2 separate regions of the Homo sapiens genome follow, and region 2 is linked to region 1. The links are chromatin loops, found by intact Hi-C in ENCODE. Cell type or tissue: GM12878. All regions are shown on one strand. Links, peaks and the distances in the headings refer to the core of each region. The heading gives the core; the rest is flanking DNA.

Region 1 (10,866 bases), core at 2,452-7,451:
ATGTGCCACCACACCCAGCTGATTTTTGTATTTTTAGTAGAGACGGGTTTTGCCATGTTGACCAGGCTGGTCTCAAACTCCTGACCATAAGTGATCCACCTGTCTTGGCCTCCCAAAGTGCTGGGATTACAGGCATGAGCCACCTCACCCAGCCTAGAGGTTCTTATAGACAATTTAGTGGGCAGAGGGCTAGGGAATGGGCACTGATGATTGGTTGGGGATGAAATCATAGGGGTGTAGGAAAGGGTCCTCATGTGCCAAGTCTACCTCTGGATGGGGCCAGTCACAAAAGGACAAATACTGGATGATTCTACTCACATGCTGAGTCATGACTCACAAGTCTGGGTGGGGTCAGTCTGAAAAACATCTCACAAAAACCCAATCTTAGGTTCTGCAATAATGAAGTTATTTATAGGAGAAATTGAGAAGGTCACCAATCTTGACCCTCTGGCCACATGCCCCTGGAACAGCAAAGGATTATAAAAAGTCCTCCTATCGTGTGACCTCTGGCCATGACCTGAGCAGTAAGGGCTTACAGAAACCACACTTATTTTAGGACCTCTTGTTAGTCTTACAAAGGTGGTTTCAGCCCTGAAAACAGGGAGAGGATTCATTTTAGAGTGGACTGTCATCATCCTTGTTTCAAAGTTAAACTATAAACTAAATTCCTCCCAAAGTTGGCTTAGCCTACACCCAGGAATGCCCAAAGACAGCCTGAAGGTCAGAAGCAAGATGGAGTCAACCATGTCAGATTTGCTCACTGTCATAATTTTGCAAGGGTGGTTTCAGAGATACAGCAAATTCCTCATTGCCTTCCCCAGAAGATCGAGGCTGAGGCCAGCAGAAGATCACCATGCCTCTGCAACCAGCCTCCTGATGTTTGAGTGGACTTATGCCTAAGAGTGGGAGACAATGATGGAGAGAGTTTGAATGAGAGCTCCCAAGCCTCCTAGCAGATCCTCCCCTGTCCACTTCTGCCATCATCTCCGCCCTTCTCTTCCCATCTGCCCTTGTATCCTGCCCGTGGGCTTCAAATGGATTCAGGACTTCTCCAGAGTTCTACCACAGACTCAAAATCATTCTGAAGTGAACTTATACGTGGTTTAAAAGTATGTTTCTTGATATTTGAGCAGCTTTACCCATAAGAGCAAGTGAAGGAGGGGAGGGGACAGAAATGGGATGAGGGTCAGAGGTATTGATTTGTTACTTCTCTCTGCTTTTAAATTGGGGTATGGGGCATGGAACATGATGCAAAAACAATCATCATAGCGTTTTTGCCAGAACCAGGCCCCCTAAAATTGTGACAGGTAGGAAAAGTTGCCATGACCACCCCTCCCAATGCTCTAGGCCTCCCTTAAAATTAGTTTTAATTGTTTGGTTTTAAATGTTGGATAGATGCCAGGCACGGTGACTCACACCTGTAATCCCAGCACTTTGGGAGACCGAGGAGGGTGGTTCAACTGAGGTCAGGAGTTCAAGACCAGCCTGACCAACATGGAGAAAACCCTGTCTGTACTAGAAATACAAAATTAGCCAGCGTGGTGGTGCACATCTGTAATCCCAGCTACTGAGGAGGCTGAGGCAGGAGAATCGCTTGAACCTGGGAGGTGGGGGTTGCGGTGAGCCGAGATTGCGCCATTGCGCTCCAGCCTGGACAACAAGAGCGAAACGCCATCTCAAAAAAAAAAAAAAAAAAAAAATTATGTCTTGGGCTGCTTTTGGTTAGAAGGGAAATTCCAGTGAGGACTCTGTTGCCCTCACTATCTGCCCAAATAATTTCTTTCTACCTCCGGCATAATTATGTTTATCATGATTTATTGTCATTTTAAATCTTATTTGACCTGGGAGCCCCTGCTTTTCTTCACTTCTGGAACATGCTCAATTTCTCTTCAAAAATTACCATTTTAGGTTGGGTGCGATGGCTCACATCTGTAATCCCAGCATTTTGGGAGTCCGAGGCGGGCAGATCACCTGAGGTCATGAGTTTGAGACCAGCCTGGCCAACATGGCAAAACCTTGTCACTAATAAAAATACAAAAATTAGCCAGGCATGGTAGCAGGTGCCTGTAATCCCAGCTACTTGAGAGGCTGAGACAGGAGAATTGCTTGAGCCTGGGAGGCAGAGGTTACAGTGAGCCAAGACCGTGCCACTGCACTCCAGCCTGGACAACAGAGTGAGATTCCATATCAATAATAATAATAATAAAATAAAAGTAAAAAATACATTGTAATATATAATGAAATAATTATACAACTTAACATTATGTAGAATCAGTGGGACCCCTGAGCTTGTTTTCTTGCAACTAGACAGTCCTATCTGGGGGTGATGGGAGACAGGGACAGATCATCAGGCATTAGATTCTCATAAGGAGGGGGCAACCCAGATCCCTCACAAGCACAGTTTGCAATAGGGTTCGTGCTCCTATGAGAATTTAATGCCCTGCTGATCTGATAGGAGGCGGAGCTCAGGCAGTAATGAGAGTGATAGGGAGCAGCTGTAAATACAGATGAAGGTTCGCTTGCTAGCTCACCACCCACCTCCTGCTGTGCAGCCCAGTTCCTAACTGGCCAGTGGCCCAGGGGCTGGGATGCCTGGTGTACAGAACTCCAGCCCCAACATGCTAGAGAGGGTAACAGAGAGAGAAAGGGTGGGTTTAGGGCTAAGAGATACTAGATTACTAATTTTCCCTTCTCCTTTGACTATGCCATACCCTTCTACTCATATTTGAATCCCAATTTGCATCCTATAATAGTTTTGTGCTTTTTAAAAAGTTGTAGTAAATTATACAGCACATAAAATTTGCCATTGTAACCATTTATTCTTTTTAGCGATGAGGTCTCGCTATGTTGCCCGGGCTGGTCTGGATCCTCCTACCTCAGCCTCCAGAGTAGCTGGAATTATAGGTGCACATCACCACGCCCAGCTCATCTTAACCATTCTTAAATGTTCATGTTAGTGGCATTAAGTACATTCACATTGTTATACAACCATCACCACCATCCATCTCCAGAACTTTTTTATTTTCCCCAACTGAAACTCTGTACCCATTAAACAATAACTCAGTCTGTCTCTAGTTTATGTTAATTATTTTCTAGTTCAGTCATCATCCCACTGGAATATTCTTTTGTTTTTTGTTTTGTTTTGTTTTGTTTTTAAGACAGAGTCTCACTCTGTCACCCAGGCTAGAGTACGGTGGCACAATCTTGGCCCACTGTAGCCTCTGCCTCCCGGGCTCAGCCAATCCTCCCACCTCATCCTCCCTGAGTAGCTGAGACTACAGGCATGTGACACCACGCCTGACTAATTTTTGTGTTTTTAGTAGAGATGGGGTTTCACCATATTGGCCAAGCTGGTTTCAAACTCTTGGACTCAAGTGATGCGGGCTCCTTGGCCTCCCAAAGTGCTGAGATTACAGGCATGACCCACAACGCCCAGCCTGGAATATTCTTTTACCTAAAGAATAGATTATAAACTTAAACTCCATCAATAATTCTTATATAAATAATAAGTGTATAACAAGCAAAGTAGAAAATATGCATAGCTGCTACAGTCCTCATTTTTGTAACTGAGCATAAGGCTTTAGTTGATATTTATAATTTTTTCAACTACCAATTTTGTCTTCTCTTTGACCACAGCAAGGAACACAGCTAGCTGGGATTCTTTACCTTATGGTGTGACATAAACCTTCATTCTTGATGAATCAGAATCCTAGTCACTCAGGCTTCATTGAGTTGATGCAATAATTCTTTTAACTGTTACTACTGGACTTGGAGGTATTAAGAATCATTCAGAGGGCAGGCACGGTGGCTCATGCCTGTAATCCCAGTACTTTGGGAGGCTGAGGCAGGTGGATCACCTGAGGTCAGGAGTTTGAGACCAGCCTGACCAAGACGGTGAAACCCTGTCTCTACTAAAAATACAAAAATTATCTGGGCATGGTGGCGCACACTTATAATCCCAGCTACTCAGGAGTCTAAAGCAGGAGAATCACTTGAACCTGGGAGATGGAGGTTGCAGTGAGCCAAGATTGCTCAATTTTTTTTTGAGACTCTGTCTCAAAAAAAAAATCATTCAGAGAGGTTTTTGGACTTAGTCTTCCCTGCTCCACTATGTAGTAACAACTCTACGTCTTCTTGTAATTGGAATTAATTACTCCAGTCAGTAATTTGCCTCTTTCTTTGCATATTGGTTCAGTGACATAAAGAGTCCCAAATAGTTGGTTCACTTGGAACCAATAATGTGTCCCTTGGTGGAAGCATTCTTCTCTTGGAAATAAAGAATGACCCGTAAGGCCAGGCACAGTGGCCTTCACCTGTAATCCTAACACTTTGGGAGGTCAAGGCAGGAGGATTGCTTGAGTCCAGGAGTTTGAGACTAACGTAAGCAACATGGCGAGACCTTGTCTCTACAAAAAATTAAAAAATTAGCTGGGTATGATGATGTGTGCCTGTAGAGTCCCAGCTACTTGGGAGGCTGAGGTGGGAGGATCATCTGAGCCCAGAAATTTGAGTCTGTAGTGAGCCAAGATTGTGCCACTGCACTCCAGCCTGGGAGATAAAGTGAGACCTTGTCTCAAAAAAAGAAAAAAAAAGATGTAAAAAAACACAAAAATATTCAGGAGCAGGAAGCAAAACTTAGGACTACTAAATTTAACAGTGAGAGGAGCTATTCCAACTTGTACCACTTGATTCCTGGACCTGTATTCTGACTATGAGAGAAATATTATTTTGATTGCTGGTTCAAAGCACATGCCCCATCACATAGAACAGACTCCAACTAACGGGGTGTTTTCACCCTGGAAAAGGAGCCTAGTCTTCTCAGAAATGGGAGAGAAGCGTGATTCCACTTGCAATGGGTATTCAGGGCCTTTGGTGTTTCTCAAGATTTTTATATTCTTCCAAATCCACACAAATATCCCCAATTCTCAGCCAGCTGCAGTGGCTCACACTTGTAATCTCAACACTTTGAGAGGCGGAGGTGGGAGAATCGCTTAAGCCTAGGAGTTCTAGAGACCAGCTTGGGTAACACAGGGAGACTGTCTCTACAAAAAAAAAAAAAAAAGGAAAAAATGTTAAAAAAAAAAAATTGGCCAGGCGCTGTGGCTCACGTCTGTAATCCCAGCACTTTGGGAGGCCGAGGCGGGTGGATCATTTGAGGTCAGGAGTTTGAGACCAGCCTGACCAAGCTGGTAAAGTCTACTAAAAATACAAAAATTAGCTGGGCGTGGTGGCCCTCGCCTGTAATCCCAGTTACTTGGAAGGTTGAGACAAGAGAATCACTTGAACCAGGGAGACGGAGGTTGCAGTGAGCTGAGATCTCGCCACTGCACTCCAGCCTGAAAGAGCGAGACTCTGTCTCAAAAAAAAAAAAATTTCTCAAGGTCTCAGTTCTCAATTTATGCCCCAGTTTCCACATGAGAAAAAAGGGAGAAGCTGGCAGGAACCAGCAGGTGGCACCAAAGGAAACCTCTGGCTGCCCTCGCTGCTCATTAGCGTTAAGACACTCCCATCAGCCCATGACAGCTTACAAATGCCAGGGCAAGGACCCAAAAGTTACCGCCCTTTTCCTAGAAAGTTCTAAACAACGCTCTCCTCAATTTGCATTAACCCACTCCTTAATTTGCATATAGTCGAAAGTGGGCATAAATATAGTTCCCAACAGCCCGTACTCTGCAGAGGCTGGGGACACTGCCCATGAGTTATCCCTGCTCCACAAGGAACAAGACCATTCAATAAAAGATTGTCATCTGATACTACCGGCTTGCCCTTGAATTCTTTCCTGGAGGAAGCCAAGAACATTCCTAGGCTAAGCCCCAGTTTTGGGGGTTCCTTGTCCTGCATCAGCTTCTAAATCAGTTTATCATAATTCTGCAACCTCGGCCAGGCACAGCGGCTCACGCTTGTAATCCCAGCACTTTTGGGAGGCCGAGGAAGGTGGATCACCTGAGGTCAGGAGTTTGAGACCAGCCTAGCTAACATGCGAAACCCCATCTCTATTAAAACTACAAAAATTAGCTGGGTGTGGTGGCACGTGCCTGTAATCCCAGCTACTCAGGAAGCTGAGGCAGGAACCCAGGAGGCAGAGGTTGCAGTGAGCCCAGATTGTGCCATTACACTCCAGCCTGGGCGACAGAATGAGACTCTGTCTCAAAAATAAATAAATAAATAAAAATTTAAAAAAATTAATTCTGCAACCCAAACCACCAAAACTTGGGTCTTTATTAGTCCTATGGCTACCAGAAACCAGAGTTTGTTTGTTTGTTTGTTTTTGAGGTGGAATCTCGCACTGTCACCCAGGCTGGAGTGCAATGGCACCATCTCGGCTCACTGCAACCTCCGCCTCCCAGGTTCAAGCGACTCTCCTGCCTCAGCCTCCCGAGTAGCTGGGACTACAGGTGCCTGCCACCACACCCGGCTAATTTGTATTTTTTGTAGAGACGGGGTTTCACCATATTGGCCAGGCAGGTCTCGAACTCCTGACCTTGTCATCTGCCTGTCTCGGCTTCCCAAAATGCCAGGATTACAAGTGTGAGCCACTGCACCTGGCCGAACAAATTATTACTATTATTATTATTTTTTTTGAGATGGAGTTTCTCTCTGTTGCCCAGACTGGAGTGCAGTCATGCAATCTTAGCTCACTGCAGCCTCTGCCTCCCGGGTTCAAGAGACTCTTCTGCCTCTGCCTCCCGAGTAGCTGGGACTACAGGGGCATATCACCAAGCCTGGCTAATTTTTGTATTTTTTAGTAGAGATGGGGTTTCACCATGTTGGCCAGGGTGGTCTCGAACTCCTGACCTCAGGTGATCCACCTGCCTCGGCCTCCCAAAGTGCTGGGATTACAAGCATGAGTCACCGTGCCCGGCCGGTCATTTCTTTTTATACCATTCTGGTACCAAACACTGTATCAGTTAGTATCCAGTCCAGAAAAACCTGACGATATGTATTTCAAAAACCATTCTTCTGCACTGAATAATATTAAAATCCCAGGTTTCTTAAACACTGCAGCAGGCTGGTAGGAGAGTGTGTGTGAAGTTATTCCAAGAAGAGCAGGGCACACTGGACTTCTGGTTAATGGAATAGGTGGGTACTCCATTCTGGTTAACGGAGTAGTGTTTTGATGGAAAAACGAAAGTGGTGTGACTGTATTTGTACTTGGACTTGACACCTTCAACAACTTGCCTCCTATACTGGAGGCCCACTGAGTCAAGCTCTTTCATATAAATTACTCCTGCTCTTTTTGTCTCATCCAGCCTTTGGTGCCTGACACACATGCCTTTCAAGCATAGGAGCACTTGAAACAGGGAATTGGTTACAAAAAGGGTTAGGAGACCTATAGGAACAAATGGGGAAGGGTGGTGTCACCCTGCAGGCAGCTGCTACTGCTCCTGGGCTGGAGGAGCTTACAGGGACAGTTGTGTTATCCAGAGCCCCAAGCCTACAGCCAGGCTAGAGCTGCCCTTTATATTTACAGGGCAGGACACTTGGAGCCTGGGATTGCTCCCTGTTACTGATACCCAACAGCAACCCATGGCCCAGAACTCCTGCCAACACCTCTGCCAGAAACAGAATTGCACAACCTTCCTCCACTTTCTAATCTGGATGGATGCCTCTCATGGCATCCATCAGAATTCACCGGTCAGGTGAGTCTGAGACATATAGTTTGCATACTTTCAGCCTCAGTGGTAAAGGAAAGATTACAGCATGGCAGTTATGAGGCTGAATATCAACAATTTCTAGAATGCAAGGCAATTTAGGGCACGTCCCCATTTATTTTGTGTAGAGAAGGTGTGCAATGTGTAAATGGTTTACAATGGCAGTATATATTTTGGTTGAAAACATTGGATTTGTTAGGCCACTGTGGAGAGTTCTTGTGACAATACAGATTAGGATCTTGTAAAATGTTAATAATAAATTTTAGAAGTGTTAATAAGGCAGTCTGTAAAGCTGGCAATTTAGCCACTTTGCTGACAAATTAGCTGTTAATTTCTTTGGTGAGAAATAACCAGGCAAGTGCACAATTATGGGAGGGACTAAGTTAATGAGAAATATTACTTTCTGGAAGCACATTCACAAATTTTCTTTCCAAGAGTTGGTTAAAAAAAAAAAAAAAAAAAAGCTTGGCCGAGCACAGTGGCACACCTGTAATCCCAGCACTTTGGGAGGCCTAGGGAGAAAGATCGCTTGGGGCCAGGAGTTCAAGACCAGCCTGGCCAACATAACGAGATTCTGTCTCTACAAAAATAAAAAAAAACCTAGCTGGGCATTGTGGCTGGTGCCTGCAGTCCCTGTTATTCAGGAAGCTGAATGGGAGAGGATCACTTCACTTGAGCCCAGGAGTTAGAGGTTACAGCAAGCTGAGATCACACCACTGCACTATAGCCTGGGTGACAGAGAGAACTTGGCTCAAAAAAAAATATATTGTGCAGTTAGAGGAAACAGTATAAAAAAGAATAAAAATTCTGGGCACAGTGGCTCACACCTGTAATCCCATCACTTTGGGAGGCTGAGGCAGGTGGATTGCTTGAGTTTAGAAGTTTGAGACAAGCCTGGGCAAGATAGTAAGGCTCCGACTCTACAAAAAATACAAAAATTAGCCAGGCGTGGTGGTGCACACCTGTTGTCCCAGCTACTTGGGGGGCTGAGGCGGGAAGATTGCTAGAGTCTGGGAAGTTGAGGCTCCAGTGTGCCATTATTACACCACTGCACTCCAGCCTGAGCAACAGAGTGAGACCCTGTCTCAAAGAAAAGAACAAATAAATAAATAAAATAAAAATAAATTAATGAGATCAAAATGGAGCAAGAGTCATCTAATTTGGCAGGAAAGTCATCCTTAAACCAGGTTCCCAAAGATAATTTTATAAACGATTATGCCCTTCCTACTCTCTTCTTTTCCATTCCTGAATTACTTCATTTAGAATAATGGCTTCCAGCTCCATCCAAGATGCTACAAAAGACATATTATTCTTTTTTTATGTCTGAGTAGTATTCCATGTTGTATATATACCACATTTTCTTCATCTTTGGTCAATGGACACTTAGGTGGGTTCCATATTTTTGCAATTGTGAATTGTGCTGCAATAACATTACACATGCAGCTGTCTTTTTTATATAATGACTTCTTTTCTTTTAGGTAGATATCCAGTAGTGAGATGGCTGGATCAATCCCACGGATAGATTTACTTTTTCTTTTTTTATTTTATTCTCCTGGACTCCAAAGGCAGATAGATCTACTTTTATTTTTTAAGAAATCTGCCTTTTCTTTTCTTTTTTTTCTTGAGACAGAGTCTCTGTCTGTCTCCCAGGCTGGAGTGCAGTGGCGTGATCTTGGCTCACTGCAACCTCCACCTCCTGGGTCAAGCGATTCTCTTGTCTCAGCCTCCCAAGTAGCTCGGACTACAGGCGCATGCTCTCATGCCAGCTAATGTTTGTATTTTTAGTAGAGATGGGGTTTCACCATGCTGGCCAGGCTGGTCTCGAACTCCCGACCTCAAGTGATCCACCCAGCTCAGCCTCCCAAAATGCTGGGATTATAGGCATGAGCCATCATGCCCGACCACGTATTGTTTTCCATAGAGATTGTATTAATTGGCCGGGTGCAGTGGCTTACGTCTGTAATCCCAGCACTTTGGGAGGCCGAGGCGAGTGGATTGCCTGAGGTCGGGAGTTTGAGATCCCCCTGACCAACATGGAGAAACCCTGACTCTACTGAAAATATAAAATTAGCCGGGCGCCGGGCATGGTGGTGCATGCCTATAATCCCAGCTACTTGGGAGGCTGAGGCAGGAGAACTGCTTGAACCCGGGAAGCGGAGGTTGCGGTGAGCCGAGATCGTACCATTGCACTCTAGCCTGGGCAACAAGAGCAAAACTCTGTCTCAAAAAAAAAAAAAAAAAGAGAGAGAGATTGTATTAATTTACTTTCTCACTAACAGTGTATAAGCGTTCCCTTTTCACCACATTCATGCTAATATCTATTGTTTTTGGACTTCTTAATAATGGCTGTTCTTGCAGAAGGTGGTACCTCGTTGTGGTTTTAATTTGCATTTCTCTTATGATTAGTGATGTTGAGCATTTTTTCATATATTTGTTAGCCATTTGTATATCTTCTTTTGAGAAATATCTATTCACGTCTTTTACCCACTTTTTGATGGGATTACTTGTTTTTTTTCCTTGCTAATTTGTTTGAGTTCCTTGTAGATTCTGGATATTAGTCTTTTGTCAGATGTATAGTTTGCAAATATTTTCTCCCATTCTGTGGGTTATCTGTTTACTCTGGTGATTATTTCTTTTGTTGTATTAAAGCTTTTTAGTTTAGTAAGGTCTCATTTGTTTATTTTTTGTTTTGTTACGTTTGCTTTTGAGTCTTAGTCATTAATTCTTTGCATAGGTCAATGTTCAGAAGAGTTTTTCCTAGGCTTTTCTTCTGGAATTTTTATGGTTTCTGGTCTTAGATTTAAGTCTTTGATCCATCTTGAGTTGATTTGAGTTTATTTTTGTATAAAGTGAGAGACAGGGATCCAGTTTCATTCTTCTACATGTGGCTTACCAGTTTTCCCAGCACCATTTATTAAATAGGGTGTCCTTTCTGCAATTTATGTGTTTGTATGCTCTGTTGAAGATCAGCTGGTTGTAAGTATTTGGTTTTATTTCTGGGTTCTCTATTGTGTTCCATTGGTCTATATGTCTACTTTTATATCAGTACCATGCTGTTTTGGTAACTATAGCCTTGTAGTGTAATTTGAAGTCGAGTAATGTGATGCTTCCAGATTTGTTCTTTTTGCTTAGGATTTCTTTGCATTTGGGGTCTTTTTTGGTGTCATAGGAATTTTAGAATTGTTTTTTCTAATTCTGTGAAAAATGATATTGG
Region 2 (10,866 bases), core at 3,216-8,215, 130 kb after region 1:
CTATTGAAAGATCACAGGGAAACCAAGGGTGAAGGTGGGTAGGCCAGCTAGCAGGCTGTTGGGGTCCTGAAAATTCATGGTGCCTTGGGCCACAGTGATGGAGGCAAAGGTGTAGAGAGAAAGGGTTCTTGTTGGGACAAATGGGATCTGGTTCTTGTTGGGACAAATGCACCTGGAAAGGCATGTTGGCGCTCCTGCAGGCATGTGTGGGCTCACATAAGTGAGGCTTATGTGTGGGGCATGGCTGTGCGCTGAGTTACGTGACACATGTCTTAAATTAAAGACACTCATATTTATTTCCCAGGGACAGATAAACTTTGAGCAATCTGGGAAAGCATCAAGATAACTGACTAAATTCTATCAGTTGTTTAGCCTTGAGAAGTGTGAATTACATGTTCACATGCATGTAATTCAGCTTCCAGAGCAATTCTTTGACCCCAGTGAAGCACAGTTGACCCTTGAACAACAAGGGTTTGAACTGCAAGAGTCCACTTATGTGCAGATTTTCTTTTTTTTTCTTTTTCTTTCTTTTTTTTTTTGAGATGAAGTCTCACTCTGTTGCCCAGGCAGGAGTGCAATGGCATGATCTTGGCTCACTGCAACCTCTGCCTCCTGGGTTCAAGCGATTGTCCTGTCTCAGCCTCCTGAGTAGCTGGGATGTGCACCGCCATGTCCGGCTAATTTTTCTGTATTTTTATAGAGACAGGGTTTCACCATTGTTGGCCAGGCTGGTCTTGAACTCCTGACCCCAAGTGATCCACCCGCCTCGGCCTCCCAAAGTGCTGGGATTACAGGCGTGTGCTGCGCCCGGCCTACGTGCAGATTTTCTTCAGCCTCTTCCACCTCTGAGACAGCAAGGCCAATCCCTCATCTTCCTCTTCCTCTTCAGCCTATTCAATGTGAAGATGATGAGGATGAAAACCTTTGATGATCCACTTCCATGTGTATCTTCTCCTCAATGATTTTCCACAATGATTGTCTTAATGGCGGTTTCCTTTCTCTAGCTTACTTTATTGTGAGAATGTAGTATATAATACATAGAGCATACAAAATATGTGTTCATCAACTTTATGTTACTGGTAAGGCTTCCAGCCAACAGTAGGCTATTACTAGTTAAGGTTTTGGGGAGTCAAAAATTAATATGTGGTTTTTTGGTTGCACAGGGGGTTGGCACCCCAATCCCTGCATTGTTCAAGGATCAATTGTATATTATTCTCTGTGCTTCTTGGTGCGCAAACTTAAATGAGTAGCTTCAGATGCTCGCTTTGTTAAGGAGTCTTATTCCTTAGTCTGGCAAGTGCTTATTTGAGCTTGGAAGCAAGAGAGAACTATGTCATCTCTTATGAGAGATGAAGTTTAATCGTTTGGAAGAAAGCGCTTGATTTGAACAGGCACTAATTAATGTCCAGATTTTTTTTTTGATTTTTCTTTTTTCTTTTTTTTTGAGACAGGGTCTCACTCTGTCACCCAGGCTGGAGGGCAATGAGACGATCACGTCTCACTGCAGCCTTGACTTCCCAGGCTCAGGTGATTCTCCCACCTCAGTCTCCTGAGTAGCTGGGACTACAGGTGCCTGCCACCACACCTGGCCAGTTTTTTGTATGTTTTTGTCGAGACAGGGTTTTGCCATGTTGTCCAGGCTGGTGTCAAACTACTGGGCTCAAGCAATCTTCCTGCCTCAGACTCCCAAGGTGTTGGGATTACAGGCGTGAGCCACAGTCCCCGGCCAATGGCCTGATTTTCAGAGGATAGTCAACATCATACACTGATGGGCTCAGAAGGATCTTGGCAACAATGAGCCCTGCATCTAGCAGGTGGCCACACGGGCCTTGCTGACTATATAGTATGGCATCTCTGGCTAGTCGTCAGATCCTTCACTTGCTAGTTGCAATGAACAATGCTTTCATCTCCTTATGAGTCAGCCGCATAACTTGGGCTGCAGAAATAATTAATATCCTACTCACTTAGCCGGGCATGATGGCATGCACCTCCAGTCTCAGCTATGCGAGAGGGTTGCTTGAGCCCAGGAGTTTCAATGAGCTATGATTATGCCGCTGCACCCCAGCCTGAGTGACAAAGTGAGAACCTGTCTCTTAAAAAAAAATCTTACTCACATTTCTTCATTTTATTCTGTTACTAAATTGTGTACAAATATGCCAAGTGCATCTTTTTTTAAGGAAGAAGACTAAGATGGCTAATCATGCACAATGGCTGTAGATGCTTGGTACTGGTTGTCGTGTGGGAAAGTGCTGGGAAGATGGGATTATAAAGTGAGGGCCCTGTGAAGAAGTGAAAGGCATGGATTAGCTGGTGGGAGAACAGGGAGACAAGAAGGCTGTGGATGAACCAGAGAAGGCTTTGAAGCTCCGTAGTAGGAAATCTCTGAGGTGCCTATGGCATGGAAGGACCCATGTTGAACCCAGAGTGCAGGTGTGGAGGGGGGTTGGGGGACCCGGAAGAGAGGTGGACAGGGTCCACATTGCCTGTTGCTTAGGTTGACATAGAAACAACAGGTAGTAGAGTGAAGCGGGAAGGGATGAGAAAATGGGCTTTGAGCGTGTTTTAGGAAGGGAGGAACGTTAGAGGAAAAATAACAGAAGATCACAGCTTTACAGGTGCCACCTGAGTTTAATTTACTTGGTCATGGGCCGAGATAAGCTGGGTTGGGACCATGTTGAGAACACCTGTGGTGTGGGTGCTCTACCCTCACGCGAGATCCATTCCAGCGATGCCTGTGTCTGGTGATCGTTGAACTTTAGTGTCTGGTGATCGTTGAACTTTAGGGCATGGAGAATGGCTATTTTGGACTACAGAGAATGGGAGGAGATTGAAGAAATCAGGTGTGTCGGGCTCCCCTTGGAGCCAGGCCATGGGAAACTTTGTAAGGACAGAGGCCCTGGTGAACTTTGGAAGGATTTTGTTTTCTTTTAGGCATTCAGGTTTTGGGGTCTGAGCAGAATTGCTGGAGTGTTACACGAGAAGTGTGCTGGCGGTGGGCTACACCATTCCTTCCTCCCCAGCACTCAGTCACTTACCTACGAGAAAATGCACATTTGCACTGGTGTGTGTCCTTGCACCCTCTTTCTGAAACCCATTTGCAGAATCCAGGCCTTTAGGAAACTTTTGCTATTGCAGACTTACTTATATCTGTAAATTATTTAATATTTATATTTGTAACTGAGAAGTTGATATCATGGACTCGTAATGGATTTTGGAGTTTAAATATGTTAAAATAGGTAATTTTTACAGGATGTGTTCATTCACGTGACAAATCTGGGTGACTTCTATGTGCCCAGCATGTTGTAGGTGTGGGTGGCTTAGCAGCAAACAACACAGAAAAACCCCATCCTTGTGGAGCCTAGATGCCTCCAGGGGAAAACATGATTTCAAAAAAGTGAAATATAATAGCCCTTCTAATGTTGACAGGTGCTGAGTAGAAAATTTAAGCTTGGGCAGGGGCAGAGGGTGAGCCTTATAGGGTCAATGTGACTGTTTCTGGATATACTTTGCATGTTGAAGTAATAGGACTTGGATGGCTTAGATGTGTCCTATCAAAGAGTGACAAAGAAGGGATGGGCTGCAGAGTCACCTGAAGGTTTTCTTTTCTTTGGAAAATCTGGGCAAGGGGAAAGATGTGACGGCTGATAACTGAGAGGGAGAAGCCTGGGAGGAGCAGGATTTTTTTGTGGGATGAAAAGGTGTTCTGTTTGGACATTATTTAGTTTGATATGCTTATCAGACACCCAAGAGGAGGAGGTGTTGAATCAGCAGTTGGTTATGAGTCAGGGGTATTGTATGTGCCCTTAGGCACTAGCAATGTTTTTTGTGTTTTTTTTTAAGCAAAATTATGACCATCATTTCAGAAAACTATTTTATATATATAAAGAGGTTGAAAGCTTATTAAGACTAGATTTAGAAAAAACATATAATACTCTGAGAAATTCTGTGTGTAGTGTCAGGTAGAAAGTAAAGTGTTACCAGTTCTGTTTATAAAACCCCCTTTAGGCCAGGCGCAGTGGCTCATGCCTATAATCCCAACACTTTGGGAGGCCAAGGTGGGGGGATTACTTGAGGCCAGGAGTTTGAGACCAGCCTGGGCAATATAATGAGACTCTATCTTTACAAAAATATACTTAAAAAAATAGCCGGGCATGGTAGCACGTGCCTTGTTATCCCAGCTACTTGGGAGGTTGAGGTGAGAGGACCGCTTGGGCCTGGGAGGTTGAGGCTGTAGTGAGGTATGATTGCGCCACTGCACTCCAGCCTGGGTAAGAGAGTGAGACCCTGTCTCAAAAAAAAGAGAAAAATCCACTTTATACAAAAATTTGCATGAGAGTATTGCCCACATTTGAAGGAACACTTAACCTTCCATGTATTATGTTTATATGGAGACTTGTCTCTGAAGATGGATTTTGGAGTTTATATTAAATTTGTTTTTGTTTCTGTGTTGTTTTTTTTTTGATGGGGTCTCGCTCTGTCGCCCAGGCTGGAGTGCAGTGTGCAGTCTCGGCTCACTGCAACCTCTGCCTCCTGGGTTTAAGCGATTCTCCTACCTCAGCCTCCCGAGTAGCTGGGATTACGGGTGTCCTCCACCACGCCCGGCTAATTTTTGTATTTTTAGTAGAGGCGGGGTTTCATCATGCTGGCCAGGCTGGTCTCGAACTCCTGACCTCAAGTAATCCACCTGTCTCGGCCTCCCAAAGTGCTGGGATTACAGGCATGAGCCATCATGCCAGGCCAAATTTGGGGATTTTTGGAGGATGTGCTCATTCATGTGACAAATCTAGGTGCCTTCTATGTGCCCAGCATGTTGTTGGCTTAGCAGCAAACAACACAGAAAAACCCAGATGCTCTGGGGGGAAAACATGATTTTTAAAAAAAGTGAAATGCAATAGCCTTTCAAATGGCGACAGATGCTACAGAGAAAATTTAAGCGTAGGTAAAGGCAGAGGGTGAGCCCCATGGGAGGGTCAGTGTGCAAAATGGAAACTCAGCATCATTTCTTCAATGGAGCTGTTTTGGAGAAAGCCCGGGGCAGTCATGGTTGGCCGTGCACTAACCTTTCTATCGTGGAGGCGTGGGGAGGGGAGAGGCATTCTCAGGTGTTTTCCTTAGAAACACAGGAAGGTGAGGAAGAACAGTGGAAACTGAATGAGGAATAAAAGGCATTCAGATTTAAAGATACCAAGATTAGAAGTTCAGAGTCTAGGGTGGTCACCAGACAGCAGATACTGTTTAAAATAAGTGTTGAATTCCTGGCACCAGAATTCTAGTCCTTTACTATTTTGTGGCTTCCAAATAGAGAAAGTTCATGGAAGGAAACATAAAGGTCATCTAGTTAAAGTCCTGTGTATCTATTTCACTCTCTTTATAGATGTACAGTAGTCCCCCCAGTCCGAGGAGGCAGGGGAACTACCCTCATTGAAGACCCTCACCTCAGTGGCTGCCTAAAGCCGTGGATAGTGCTGAACCCTACTGATTTTTTTTCCTACTTACACATATCTTTGTTGGTTTGTTTGTTTTGTTTTTGAGACAGTCTCGCTCTGTCACCTAGGCTGGAGTGCAAAGGTGCGATCTCAGCTCACTGCAACTTCTGCCTCCCAGTTTCAAGCAATTCTCCTGCCTCAGCCTCCCAAATAGCTGGGATCACAGGTGCCTGCCACCACGCCTGGGTAATTTTTGTATTTTAGTAGAGATGGGTTTTCACCATGCTGGCCAGTCTGGTTTTGAACTGCTGACCTCAGGCAATCCACCTGCCTCGGCCTCCCAAAGTGCTAGGATTACAGGTGTGAGCCACCACACCTGGCCCTACTTACACATATCTATGGTAAAGTTTAATATTATAAATTGAGCACAGTAAGAGATTAACAATGATAATAAAATAGAATAATTACAACAATATACTCTTCACCATTTCGTTGATAGAAGGTTCACTCTTAAACCAGATCTCAGCAACCTCAGCATACAATTTTTTTTTCCTTTTCTTATTGGCTTGAGAACCTTAACCTTTTCACATAAAGGAAGGCCTTTGTGGCTTCTCCTTGGCATATCCAAATGGCTAGCATCCTTGTACTTGCTCTTTGGGGGCCATTATTAAGTAAAATAAGGGTGACTTGAACACCAGTATTGTGATGCCATGACAATAGATCTGAGCGCCCAGGGTGGCTACTAAATGACTAAAGGTGGGTGACGTCTGTAGCATGGAAATGCTGGACAGAGGGAGGATTCCCATCCTGGGTGGGTTTGTGGGAGATTTCATCATGCTACTCAGAATAGTATGCAATTTAAGCCATAGGAATTATTTCTGGAATTTCCCATTTAATCTTTTCAGTCAACTGTGGGTAACTCAACCTGTGGAAAGCGAAACTGTGGATATGGGGGGATGACTGTATAGCATCGAGAGACACAAGTGAACTCCTTCAGTAGCCTGCCACAGGGGATTTCATTCAACCTGCCCTTAGCCTTCCTTGTTCTCTAAACTCTCAGCTTAGCTCACAGCTTTGCTGTCTGCAGGTCTGAGCACAAACCTGCCTTCTCGCTTACCTCCTGGATCCCGTGATTCCAGGCCTAAGTTCAGGAGGTATACAGCAGAGAGGACCTTCCCTCCCTAGTCTCTTCTTTTAGTATTGTTTATTTCTAATAAAGTTGGGGGAAACTTTTCTTCTTTGATAGACTATAATTTTAGGGTTATGCAAATGCATAATCCATTGAAAAAGGTTTTATTAGGCTTGGCTTCTGAAGAATATAAAATTTTGAACTTGTCCATTAAAGAGAGAACAATCTTGATTCAATGAGTATCAAGTAATGAAATAATTATTTTAGTTCCATCATGGCCAGTTGTTACAGAAAGGTCAGGAAAGAGGAGGAGAAGAGAAATAGAAAGGGCCTTTAAGGAGGCAGAGAGGGCTAAAAGAGAGCTGAAAGGGGACAAAAGGAGAGAGGGAAAGAGAAAGTGAGGGGATTTACCAAAGATAAGTTAGCTTTTATTTCCTCCTTTACTTGTGGCTATGGGGAACATGAAGCTCATAGAAACTGAAGACTCAGGTCAGGGTCACAGAGACAGGGAGCTGGGACCTGTGTTTTCCCTCTTATACCACATTAAGAAACCACTATTGGCCAAGCTTGGTGGCTCATGCCTGTAATCCCAGAATTTTGGGAGGCCAAAGTGGGAGGATCACTTGAGCCCAGGAGTTCGATACCAGCCTGGGCAACATAGAGAGACCTGGTCTCTATCAAAAATAAAAATATTAGCCAGGCACAGTGGCATGTGCCTGTACTCCTAGCTACTTGGGAGGTAGAGGTGGGAGGATTGCTTGAATTCAGAAGTTTGAGACTGCTGAGCTCTGATCGGATCTGAGTGAGCTCTGATCGCTCCACTGTACTCCATCCAGCCTGGGCAACAGAGTGAGACTCCATCTCAAAAAAAAAAAAAAAAAAAAAAAAAGAAACCAGTATTCAGAACTTCTCAAATCCTTGGGGGAAAAAACAACAAAAACTAAATGCCACCACCACCAACAATAAATAACAAAACTCTCTACTAACCCTTGTCTAAGACTCCTGCTTGCTGGAAATGATGCTGGGGGTTGTGATCCTGGGGTGGAGAATGTCTCTGTATTGCTGAAGCTGATGGCTTCCTGTGTTGGGCATTGAGCACGACTATGCTATATTGAGTTTGTATTGAATTTTACCCTAGATCATTGCTCAAGGTACTCTACCCATCTGTCTTATTCAATAATACAATCATTCATTCTTTCCATAACTGTTTATTGAGTATCTATCACATACCAGGCATAATGGGGATTCCAAATAATATGGCAGTAGTCATTGCCCTGAAAGCATTGTACTCCTAGTAGGACAGTTAGGAGGGAAGCGATGCTGCTGTACTAAGTATTGTGGGAGATAAGGGGGAGAAGAGACTAAGTCTGAGGAGAGAAGGGCTACTGGGGCAGAACTGGGTGGAGGAATGGCTCATTTGGCAGTGGTCTGGAATTGTTGACTAGACCCCCTCAGGGACACATTGGTATTAAGGAGCCAACTGACTTAGATTTCCATGTATAAAGTCCTTACATAGATGGTCAAAGATAATTTAGTCTCTTGTCAAAGTTGACTTTTGTCATCAGGCAAAAGCCTTTAGCTCTTGCTGGTACCCACATCTTTTCAGCCCAGCTTTTTGAGATCTGGGCAATGAGAGAGAGTAGGAGGGTCCTTGTTAAGTCCTTACTGATTTGTGTCATCCTCTAATAGAAGCTTTGGGTCTCTTCTGATTGCAGATACTTTAACTCAACAGTGGCATCCCTCCTTGTTAATATTTCTAAATGTTATGCAGTTAACTGTTCAGCCTGTGGAACAGAGTTACCATTCTCACTTTCCTTAATTTTTTAACTTCCTGGAGCCAGTTTTATTCCCTGATTAAAAAAACCTCTTTAGTCCAAAAAGACACCAGTGAATTTTACTTAGAAGTCCTTGCTGAAATATACTGTATGAGGTTCTGCTGGAAGGGAGGTCTCGGGCATGCAGAGGTCATCTCAGGCATGTCTGGGAAACCCACCTAAGTTGAAGCTGGACTGGTTAGGTTACAGTCTTCTGGACACATTTTGGAGGAGGTGAGGAGAAAGAGGTGAGTTGATGAGTTCTTCTTGCCATTGGGTTAATTAGAATTGCTAGTTTGGATCAGCAGGAGGTTTCCGGAATCCTGAACATAACTTGGATACCCCTGCAGTGTGTGCTCCAATCTTACGGGGCATTGAAAGCCCACCATTTCACTGCAGGCAGAAGCCACCAGGCAGTGGGTTCCCCATGGGAAGGGCTTCCTAGATTAGACAATCCCCATGTTAAAATAAAACATGCCTATTAAAGGTGACACATGGCCAGATAAGACAGCCAAGATGAAAGAAGTTTGTGTAATTGAGTAATTGCATCTATCAAAGTTATTAGAGGTTTCCTTATAGGGCACAAATATGTTTCTTCTTCTTTTTTTTTTTTTTAGACAAAGCCTTGCTGTTCTGCTCAGGCTGGTGTGCAGTGGCGATCACAGCTCACTGCAGCCTTGACCTCCTGAGCTCAGTCCATCCTCCCACCTCAGCCTCTGGAATAGCTGGGATCACAGGCTTACACCAGTACATCTGGCTAAATTTTAATTATTATTTATATTTTTTATTGTTTTGAGATAGTCTCACTCTGTTGCCCAGACTGGAGTGCAGTGGCATCGATCTCAGCTCACTGCAACCTCTGCCTCCCAGGCTCAAGTGATTCTTGTGCCGCAGCTTCCCGAGTAGCTGGGATTACAGGCATGTGTCATCACACCTCGCTAATTTTTATATTTTCTTACTAGAGATGGGGTTTTGCCGGGCTGGTCTCGAGCTTCTGGCCTCAAGTGATCCGCCTACCTCAGCCACCTAAAGTGCTGGGGTTACAGGCATGAGCCACTGCCCAGCCTTTTTCTTTATAAGTTTTTAGTAGAAGTGGGCATCTCACTATGTTGTGTAGGCTGGTCTCAAACTCCTGGGCTCAAGCCATTCTCCCTCCTCAGCCTCCCAAAGCTCTGGAGTTACAGGTGTGAGCCACTATGCCTGGTGCATGTTAATTATTATCATTTAATGATTAATGATGTTAATTATTATCATTTAATGATTAATAATGTTAATATCATTTAAGTGATTCCTAATGGATGACCATTTTGATTTTTCTTTTTTTTTAGTAAAAAGAATCTCAAAATATTTGAATAAGTTCTTTCTGTCCTCTGCAAGATTACTATTTTGTCCTTTCGTAACTAATAAATAATTTGTACCTAGATAATTTTGGATTATGTAAATGTCCCATCAAACCTTCACTGACTGGTTTTAGCTCCCATTGAAAATGTTTTCTAACCTCATCATTCTTTATCTGAGAGTTTTTCCTTCTTACCCCATTTATGTCTCAGTAAGGATTCGTGGATTCTTTTGTTATTCAGTGGGTTAGAATTCATTGCTGTCATGATTTATTTGGATGCTTCCATTATCACAGACTTGTCTAGTGGGACCCCGTCAAGCTGGGTCCTCTGTTCTTTGGGCCCATCCTCTTGATTCCTTGAATGTTTCCTTATCGTATGGTATCTCATGGGCCATCTTTTTCTGCCCCAGCCTTTGAATCAGCTATTTCTTCAGGAAGCTCTGGTTCCTTTTAGATAATAATGGTTTTGGAAACCAAGATCTGGGCACCAGCATGCTCTCAGCTACTGGTGTGTCATTGCTTCTGGGGCCTGTCTGTGGATAGAGCTAGGGACTGTGTGTGTGTGTGTGTGTGTGCACATGTTAACTTTTCTCTCTCTAGCTCTATATATTCATATCTGTCTGTCTATATATAGCTGTATGTATTTTAAAGGTAAGTTTAAGCAAAACCCATGGAGGTAGGAGTCTACTTAAACACGGATGTGTAATTCTGGATATATGTCTCTTTTCTCTTGTTAACAGGTGGCTCAATCCCTTGTTTAAAATTGGCCATAAACGGAGATTAGAGGAAGATGATATGTATTCAGTGCTGCCAGAAGACCGCTCACAGCACCTTGGAGAGGAGTTGCAAGGGTAAGTCGGAGGCAGTAAAGTGGGCATTAAGGAAGCGTGGGTGTCTGTGTGTGGGGAGTGGGTTTTGCCTTCCTGGGTCCTGTCTGGAGCCTCCGTTTACCCTTAAGGTGAATATGTGTCACCTTCCTCAGGCTGCCCCTAGGCTCAGCCTACCATGGTGGCCTGGGGGAAACTCCTGTTGCCTGTGCCTCCGTAGAGGTCAGGGGAGCCAGCACCAAAGGCCCGAGATGCCTGAGGTCTGTCCCTCTAGGTGGAAGTGTTGTGGTTGGAGGAGGTTGTCTGGCTTATCTGTGCTACTGATGGGGCT

The links. Peaks named below come from ENCODE experiments on the same cell type or tissue, not always from the same donor. Only the 100,000 strongest peaks of a DNase experiment are listed, where the experiment ranks them.
Region 2: a loop joins it to region 1, with 3 times the contacts of the local background. A loop is called at or near these places in 1 of 110 quality-filtered maps.

The regions. Positions count from the first base shown.
Region 1 is chr13:95,375,466-95,386,331 of GRCh38, reverse strand. All of the region lies in intron 1 of LOC124903193 (a long non-coding RNA gene), which reads left to right. Among named protein-coding and RNA genes, the nearest start is that of ABCC4, 79 kb to the right of the region's middle. RefSeq lists an enhancer at 5,230-5,279 and a silencer at 5,560-5,609. In GM12878, for the core only: a CTCF peak has its summit at 5,457 (motif pointing right); a DNase peak (open chromatin) is centred at 5,491.
Region 2 is chr13:95,247,336-95,258,201 of GRCh38, reverse strand. ABCC4 (ATP binding cassette subfamily C member 4 (PEL blood group)) reads left to right here. Exons shown (of 31, transcript NM_005845.5): 2 at 10,449-10,559. Among named protein-coding and RNA genes, the nearest start is that of SNORD13G, 42 kb to the right of the region's middle. In GM12878, for the core only: no CTCF peak of the experiment used is centred there; no DNase peak of the experiment used is centred there; H3K27ac peaks cover 3,964 bases.